2 separate regions of the Homo sapiens genome follow, and region 1 is linked to region 2. A link is a contact called in ENCODE Hi-C data. All regions are on one chromosome and are shown on one strand. The core of a region is the stretch at or near the end of the contact, and the rest is flanking DNA. Distances in the headings are between cores, read along the strand shown. Region 1 overlaps TENM1 (teneurin transmembrane protein 1). Region 2 has its middle 23 kb from the start of XIAP.

The links. Hi-C counts contacts between places; a loop is a spot of excess contacts on that map. Pooled maps may share reads with other maps.
Region 1: a loop to region 2 is called in a map with no recorded cell type, with 4 times the contacts of the local background. The contact joins two enhancer-like sites. A Hi-C loop is called at or near these places in 2 of 168 maps with a recorded cell type or tissue (MCF 10A and PC-9), 10 of 37 single-sample maps with no recorded cell type and 11 of 50 pooled maps.

The regions. Positions count from the first base shown.
Region 1 is chrX:124,392,684-124,397,049 of GRCh38, reverse strand. All of the region lies in intron 30 of TENM1 (teneurin transmembrane protein 1), which reads left to right. Among named protein-coding and RNA genes, the nearest start is that of SH2D1A, 48 kb to the right of the region's middle. Within about 2 kb of position 1,454, at least 2 of the 41 ENCODE cell types and tissues checked have a DNase peak (open chromatin) inside an H3K27ac peak, as active enhancers do.
Region 2 is chrX:123,834,698-123,839,155 of GRCh38, reverse strand. No RefSeq gene overlaps it. Among named protein-coding and RNA genes, the nearest start is that of XIAP, 23 kb to the left of the region's middle. Within about 2 kb of position 2,980, at least 3 of the 41 ENCODE cell types and tissues checked have a DNase peak (open chromatin) inside an H3K27ac peak, as active enhancers do.

The sequences.
Region 1 (4,366 bases), core at 205-2,704, 560 kb before region 2:
TATAGCTGAAAAAAACATAAGGGAAACCGAAGGATGCATTACAGCGTAGATCCATCTTCCCTTATTAAAAACCTATTACCAAACAGTTTTCTTACCACACCACACAGCCTGTCAGTTGCCAAACTCAAAGGTTTTATTCAATGCACAGCTATCCAAAGATACCCTTTTTAACTTGGAGCTATTCCCAAATTTCAATCCTTTTTTCCCCCCCTTCTCTTTTCCAGGGAAAGGATTAGTGTAGATTGAATACTGAAACAAGAGTGGAAATAAAGATTGATGGTCCACACTTAGGTCAAGGGCTATCATCTTTCAGGAAAGCAAGCACTTGTATGAATGTGGAGCTTTCTCAGCCTTGCCCACAAACCCAGTAGTAGGTAGTGTTCAGCCTAGTTCTTATTCTTATCATAGAGGCTGGTGGCACGTGAGCACTCAAGAAGGAGGTTGGAGGCCTGGCGTGGTGGCTCATGCCTGTAATCCCAGCACTTTGGGAGGGTGAGGTGGGTGGATTGCCTGAGGTCAGGAGTTCGAGACCAGCCTGGCCAACATGGCGAAACCCTGTCTCTACTAAAAATACAAAAAAATTAGCTGGGCGTGGTGGCGGGCACCTGTAATCCCAGCTACTCGGGAGGCTGAGGCAGGAGAATCGCTTGAACCAGGAAGTGGAGGTTGCAGTGAGCCAAGATCGTGCCATTGCACTCCAGCCTGGGTGACAAGAGCAAAACTCCGGCTCGAAAAAAAAAAAAAAGGTTGGGAGAGGCTCAGCTGGAAAAGCATTCTCTTTGCCAGGCTTCTCACACATGGTTTCCCCAGGAGACTCAGGGAGGAACCTGTGGCATCTTCAGTTCCTTCATTCTTTTTTAGCTCTTAGCCGAATTTTACATTAACTTCCAAACCTGACTTTGAAACTAGTGTTTCAGCAGCACTGGAATATCAGAGTGCATTATCCATAAACAGAGAAGCACAGCGGCAGACGTCTTGACAGGCAGAGAAAGAACATTAGGCAGAGTTGTCCTCTGCTTGCTTTGTGGTGGATTTTAAACAGTGATCCCTGCTTATGTAGCTATAATGACTTTACTAAGAAATGTGTTCTTGAGTAGTAAACTTAATCTATCAGACAAATAAAACCACAAATTTAGTTGAACTGGAAATCACTTGTTACTTTGGCTCTTTAACTATCATTATAGCATAAATTGCAACAGTTACAACCATCTCTGGGAGTACATGGATATTTTACAGCTATTGTAAATGAACAGTATTACAGTTGGAGATATGTGGCTGTGAAACCACAGGAAGGGTAGTTCAAGAACACCTGGTTTCCTATAGGCTTCCAGGCCCGTTGTATCAAAAGACAGGAAATATGCGCTTTTCTTATCACCTTTTAGGTGCACATAACAACACATAAGCACATAACAACAGGTGGCTGTATATGTATGCAAGACAACACTGCATGCATTGGCCACAGATGGTATAAAGAGTCAAGAGTCCCAATTTGTGGTTGTACTCCCTGAATTAAACCTACCCCTGACACAAACGGCACTTGCCCCCAGATAATTTAAGCATCTAACCACTAGTCTTCCAGATACAATTCATGGCATGGAACATTTGGTAGGTCTTCTTTTTTTTTTTTTCAGAAGTTCAAAATTAAGGGCAAATAACATTAGCCCCAGCTGACCAATGAAGAAACTGAAACCAAAAGAGGTTTAAAAAGGAAAGTGTCACACCCCAATAGAAAAATGGGCAAATATCATGAGCAGACAATTTATAGAAGATACACATGTGGCCAATAGATGTTAAAAAGTGTTCAGCCTCAGTAGTAATCAAATAAATGCAAATTTAAGCCACAGCAGCATATCATTTTCCCACTCTCATATTGGGAAAAGTTAATTAACTGATAATACTCAATGCTAGTAAGGATGGACTGAGATAGCCTCTCCCACTACTAGCTAATGGGAGTATGAATTTATACAACCTCTGTGCACTATAAAGTAATCTCTCAGGTTGCATCAGGGGTCTTTTAACATGTCTCATTTGACCCAGTAATTTCACTCATAGGGTTCTGTATTATGGAAATATTTACTTATAAAAATGTTCAGCAAAACATGCAATATGAAAGAGAAAAACAAAAACTACTTTCTGATTTCTAATTGGGAGAATAGATAAATAAATGTTTATCATGTAGTAAGACATGCAACCATTAAAAAGTATATTTTAAGAACATTGAATAACACAAGGAATGCTAAAGATAAAACATTAGCTGAAAAAGTAGGACACAAAACTTTAAATACAATCCTAGTTGTATGTTTTAAATGTATGCACAGAGATTATGCCAAAAAAGTAAGATAAATGAAATGAAATACAGTGAAGTGTTAACAGTGATTTTCATTGGATGGTTGGATTACATGTAATTATATCCTTTGTACATTTCTATATTTCTAATTTTTCTGCCATGAAAAAGTTATCTCTTTTATATTTGGGGGTGGGAGGGAAAGGTTACTTTTTAAAGCAAAGAGCACAAGATTCTGAACAAAGGAAGACCAGAGTCTGGTATGAGAGCATTAGCTTTGCAGCCATCCAGACCTCTAAGATCAAAACTCTTTCTGAACCAGGATGTTGATCTTGGATTCCTGAGACCTGAAAAGGTTTTATGTTTAGGTTTTTCAGAAAGGTTCAAAGCCCCCCTAAGAGTATATTAAAAATGTTAATATATATGCATTTTATATGCACTTTTCTTGGGATACATTGCATAGCTTTCAGATAGTTAAACAGATCCTTGACCACAAAAGTTAAAATTAACATCAAGTTTAGTTGAGTAGCTAGTGAATCAGTTTAATCTGACTATGATTAATGTAGTCAAATCCTAATGTGAGTTTCACTCCTCCCCTTCATTAACAAGATATTTAACATTTCATTCAGGATCATGTTGACAACTCTTACCGATATAAATCTAGTACACTAAGCTACAATCACCTTGGAATCTGAAATGTGGTCCTATTCACAAGCCTAAATAAAATGAGAAAAGTAATCATTATGTTATACAAATAACAATTACTAGTGTTGTTTCACAGCTTACCAAGTACCTGTATATGGAATATCGTTTAATTCTTAGCACAAGTTTGTGGTGTAAAGTGGTAACATCACTCTTGTTTCACAGATAAGAAAACTAAGGCGCAGATGGAAGAAATGACTGGTGCACAGACAAGTAACTAGTTTGAATGTCTCCTGACTGCAGTTCACTGCTACTTAGACTCCTCAAAGTCTCTCCTTTTTCATTCTTGTTTTTGTTCCTGCCGGATACACTAGGACTCTCTCCACCCAAATCAGAAGTCTGTCCCCTAAAAGCTGGGTGAAGGGTACACAGCAACTCTACCATTTTTGCAACTTCTTGTGAGTCAGACTATGTAAAAATAAAAAGTTTTAACACAACAAAACATAAAACCCACTAAAACTAAAACTTAACTAAACTGAGCTAAGCTAAAATAAAATAAATTTTAAAATTCCTTCCTGCACTTTCCACCTATGCCTTCTTCAAAGCTCCCCTCTTCCACAGGGCCTTCTTCAGTGCACTGGCCAGCAGGGACTGAACCTCTTAATGACTAAAATCAAGAACACCTTTTTTTTTTCTGAAACACACACACACAAAAAAAAACAGTTGAGGATTGCATTTTCTAAGTGATTGTGTTGTAATCAGCTACCCATAGCAGAAGTTACTGGTAGATCTAGCAAACACTGACACTACCAGCTGAAACGTGGAAAAAATCAGGTCAGTTGTCCCACTGCTGATTTTTTAAACTTTTTTTTTTTTTACTAAGTCATTTAGTTATTTGGTTATCTTGTGTGAACCCAGATGAATTTTATCAGTCAGGCACCGTTGAATACTGTCTTTCATGGAATCCAGTTCAAGATCCCTTGAATCAGGATCACTCTGGGACTGCTACAAGGTTTTGAGGTGCCCAGAGAAAATGCTACCATACGGTAGAAAAAGTCTAGAACCAGAATCATGTGAAAGTACTGTTTCTAAACTTGGAATCCAAACTTAACTCTGTGCTTTAACCACAGTTAGTGGTGCTGCCCTTGTGAATGCTGGGGGACCTACCAACACTTAGTTCATTTACCTACAGGCCTCCGTGAAAGTATTGCTAAGTGAGATTCCATAACTAGAGGGCAAGGCAACCTGAGTTCCCCTATAATAGGTGTGAAATCATATAAAACTCCAAGCCCAGGTGAATGAGGAAACCAAAGAAGGGAATCTGTATAAGTTAGAGGGGGCTCACTGTATTCCTTTTGTCTGATTTCTAATCACACAAATAATTCACCCTTTTATGTTATGGCCACTTCACTGGTGAAAAGGGTGAAGGAATACCCACTC
Region 2 (4,458 bases), core at 1,731-4,230:
AAATTTGGAAGAAACTGAGATGTCCTTCAGTAGATGAATGGATAAATAAACTGTGGCATATCCAGACAACGGAATATTATTCAGCACTAAAAAGAAATGAAGTGGCCGGGTGCAATGGCTCACGCCTGTAATCCCAGCACTTTGGGAGGCCGAGGTGGGCAGATCACTTGAGGTCAGGAGTTCGAGACCAGCCTGGCCAACATGGTGAAACCCCGTCTCTGCTAAAAGAAAAAATGCAAAAATTAGCTGGGCGTAGTGGCCTGTAATCTCAGCTACTCTGGAGGCTGAGGCACGAGAATCGCTTGAACCCAGGAGGCGGAGGTTGCAGTGAGCCAAGATGGCACCACTGCGCTCCAGCCTGGGCGACAAGAGCTAAACTCAGTTTCAAAAAACAAAAAAAATAGGCCGGGTGCAGTGGGCTCGCGCCTGTAATTCCAGCACTTTGGGAGGCCGAGGCGGGTGGATCACGAGGTCAGGAGATTGAGACCGTCCTGGCTAACACAGTGAAACCCCCTCTCTACCAAAAATACAAAAAAATTAGCTGGGCACAGTGGCGGGCGCCTGTAGTCCCAGCTACTCGGGAGGCTGAGGCAGGAGAATGGCGTGAACCTGGGAGGCGGAGCTTGCAGTGAGCTGAGATCGTGCCACTGCACTCCAGCCTGGGCGACAGAGCGAGACTCTGTCTCAAAAAAAAAAAAAAAAAAGAGAAACCCTGTCTCTACTAAAAATACAAAATTAGCTGGGCCTGGGGTGGCACATGCCTGTAATCCCGGCTACTCAGGAGGCTGAGGCAGGAGAATCGCTTGAACCTGGGAGGCGGAGGTCGCGGTGAGCCAAGATTGTGCCTTTGCACTCCAGCCTGGGCAACAAGAGCGAAACTCTGTCTCAAATAAATAAATAAATAAATAAATAAATAAATAAAAATAAAAAAAACTAGCCCGGCATGGTAGTGGGTGCTTGTAATCCCAGCTACTCAGGAAGCTGAGGCAGGAGAATCACTTGAACCTGGGAGGCAGATGTTGCAGTGAGCCGAGATCGCCCCATTGCACTCCAGCCTGGGTGATAGAGTAAGACACCATCTCAAAAAAAAAAAAAAAAAAAAGCAAGAAAGAAAAAAAAGAAATGAGTTATGAAACCATGAAAAGACATATAGGAACTTTTTTTTTTTTTTGAGTCGGAGTTTCACTCTTGTTGCCCAGGCTGGAGTGCAATGGCGCGATCTCGGCTCACTGCAACTTCCGCCTCTCGGATTCAAGTGATTCTCCTGCCTCAGCCTCCCAAGTACCAGGGATGACAGGCATGCGCCATCATGCCCAGCTAATTTTGTACTTTTAGTGGAGACAGGGTATCTCCATGTTGGTCAGGCTGGTCTCAAACTCCTAGCTTCAGGTGATCTGCCCGCCTTGGCCTCCCAAAGTACTGGGATTACCGGCATGAGCCACCAAGCCCGGGCTAGATATGTAGGAACTTTAAATGCGTATTACTCACTGAAAAAAGCCAATCTGAAAAGTCTACATAAGGTATGTTTCCAACTATGTGACATTCTGGAAGAGGCAAAACTATGGAGATAGTGAAAAGTTCAGTGGTGATCAATGGTTAGGAAGGAGAGAGACAGGGATGAATAAGCAGAGCACAGAGGATTTTTAGAGCAGTGAGACTATTTTGTATGATACTGTAATGGTGGATACATGCCATTATTCATTTGTCCAAACTCATAGAATATACAACACAAGGCCGGGCGAGGTGGCTCATGCCTGTAATCCCAGCACTTTGGGAGGCCGAGGCGGGCAAATTGCTTGAGGCTAGGAGTTCGAGACCAACCTGGCAAACATGGCAAAACCTCGCCTCTACTAAAAATACAAAAATTAGCCAGGCGTTGTGGCGGGCGCCTGTAATCCCAGCTACTTGGGAGGCTGAGTCAGGAGACAGGAGAATCGCTTGAACCTGGGAGGCGTGGATTTCAGTGAGTCGGGATCGTGCCATTGCACTCCAGCCTGGGCAACAGAGAAACTCCATCTCAAAAAAAAAAAAAAAAAAAAAAAGAATATACAACACAAACGTGAACCCTCATTTAGTGTCAGAAACAGCAACAGCCTCCTGTAGGAAGGAGTAATCAGACGTTGTCAATGGAACCAACTGTATTGTCTTTTTGTTTTGTTTTGGGCTTGGTTTTTTGTTTTTTTGTAGAAATGGGGTCTCACTATGTTACCCATGCTGGTCTTGGAGGCCTAGGCTCAAGTGACCCTCCTGCCTTGCCCTCCCAAAGTGCTGGGATTATAGGTATGAGCCTCTGTGCCTGGCCCCAGCTATCTTCTTCACCTGTCATGCTTTGGACTCAATCACATTTTGGTTGTGTGGACTGGTTTAAGGGTTGTCAAGCTCACACATAAGACAAGGCAAGGGCCGGCCGGGCGTGGTGGCTCACGCCTGTAATCCCAGCACTTTGGGAGGCCAAGGCGGGTGGATCACAAGGTCAAAAGACCATCCTGGCCAACATGGAGAAACCTTGTCTCTACTAAAAAAAATTAGCCGGGTGTGATTGCACGTGCCTGTATAGTCCCAGCTACAGGAGTTCGAGACCAGCTTGGCCAACATGGAGAAACCTCGTCTCTACCAAAAAAAAAATTAGCCGGGTGTGGTTGCACGCACCTGTATAGTCCCAGCGACAGGAGTTCGAGACCAGCCTGGCCAACATGGTGAAACCTCGTCTCTACTAAAAAAATATGAAAATTAGCTGGGTGTGGTGGCGTACTATGCCTGCAATCCCAGCTACTCAGGAGGCTGAGGCAGGAGAATCGCTTGAACCCGGGAGGCGGAGATTGCAGTGAGCCAAGATCACCCCACTGTACTCCAGCCTGGCAACAGAGGGAGACTCTGTCTCAAAGAAAAAAAAGGCAAGGCAAGGGCCAAGAGCTGACTAATTTGGTTGGTAAAGAAACAATGAGTCATTCTAGATTTAGACATTTTATTACTTAGACAGCAAAAAGAAGACTAAACCTAGGTGAGAGCTCCCTGTGAATCATTGTCCCCAACACTAAAAATACAACACTGGCTGGGCACGGTGGCTCATGCCTATAATCCCAGTGCTTTGGGAGGCTAAGGCTGCAAGATCACTTGAGCCCAGGAGTTCAAGAACAACCTGTGCAACATAGTGAGACACCGTCACTACAAAAAATAAAATAAAAATTAGCTAGGCATGGTGGCAGGCACCTGTGGTTCCAACTGCTCAGGAGGCTAAGGCAGAAGGACTGCTTGAGCCCAGGATTTCAAGGCTTCAGTAAGCTGTGATTGCGCCATTGCATTTCCAATCTGGGCAACAGAGTGAGAATCTGTCTCAAAAACAAACAAAAAAACATGACAATGAAGCAAAAAGGGGCCAGATGACTGCAATGTGTGTTGTGGGACATTGTATTTGGGAGGAGTCCCTTCACAGCTACCACTTGGAGGTTTTATGTTCTGCAGCTTTATAGTATGCAGGATATATATTTATATAAATTTATATTTAATATTTATACAATGTGCATTTTATAAATTTTTATTTATGTATTATATTTAAAAGCAGTTTTATATTATGTGGGAGTGAGGCAGAAAGCTCCATTCCTCATCAGAGCCTGAGAGCCGATGGGAAATTGTCTCATGACAGCCTCCCATGGGAGAGTTGAGAGGTGGGACATGGCCTTGTAGGCTCAGGCCTCTTGTGATTGATCAGGCAATGACCTGGATTGGTCATTATTTGGAAGAAATCCAAGTTCAGACTTTTCAGGTAACTGGCTGTAAATTCCTAGAATCCTTATGTTGTCCTAGAAATTGCTTCACTTCCCTTAACCATTTCTTGCTAAGAGTGAGGAGGAATTAGCGGTAGTTCATTAGTTCATAAATTTAGCCTTTACGTGAATTGCAATATGCTTTAATTTTTTTTTTTTTGAGACAAAGTCTCACTCTGTCACCGAGGCTGGAGTGCAGTGGCGTGACCTTGGCTCACCACAACCTCCGCCTCCCGGGTTCAAGCGATTCTCCTGCCTCAGTCTCCTGAGTAGCTGGGATTGCAGGCATAGCACACCACCACACCCAGCTAATTTTCGTATTTTTTTAGTAGAGAAGGGGTTTCACCATGTTGGCCAGGCTGGTCTCAAACTCCTGACCTCAAGTGATCCACCCTCCTTGGCCTCCCAAATTGCTGGGATTACAGGCGTGAGCCATGGCGCCTGGCCTCCTTCTGGTTTTCTTTAGAAATTCCTGAGCAAAGATCTGTTCTGTGTGAAGTAAAGAGCTCTTAACCGGTGGATGGGCCTAACTCAGTTACAGCCAGGTTTCTGCCCAAAGAGAGCAGACTGAGTCAACAATCCTGCTTCAGGATGGTGTCCGAACAAGGCTTACTCCTGTTTGGGTATGCCACATGTTACTAGACATTAGGACAAATTAAGACTAACATTCAAAAAGTCAATAACCCACAGGAAG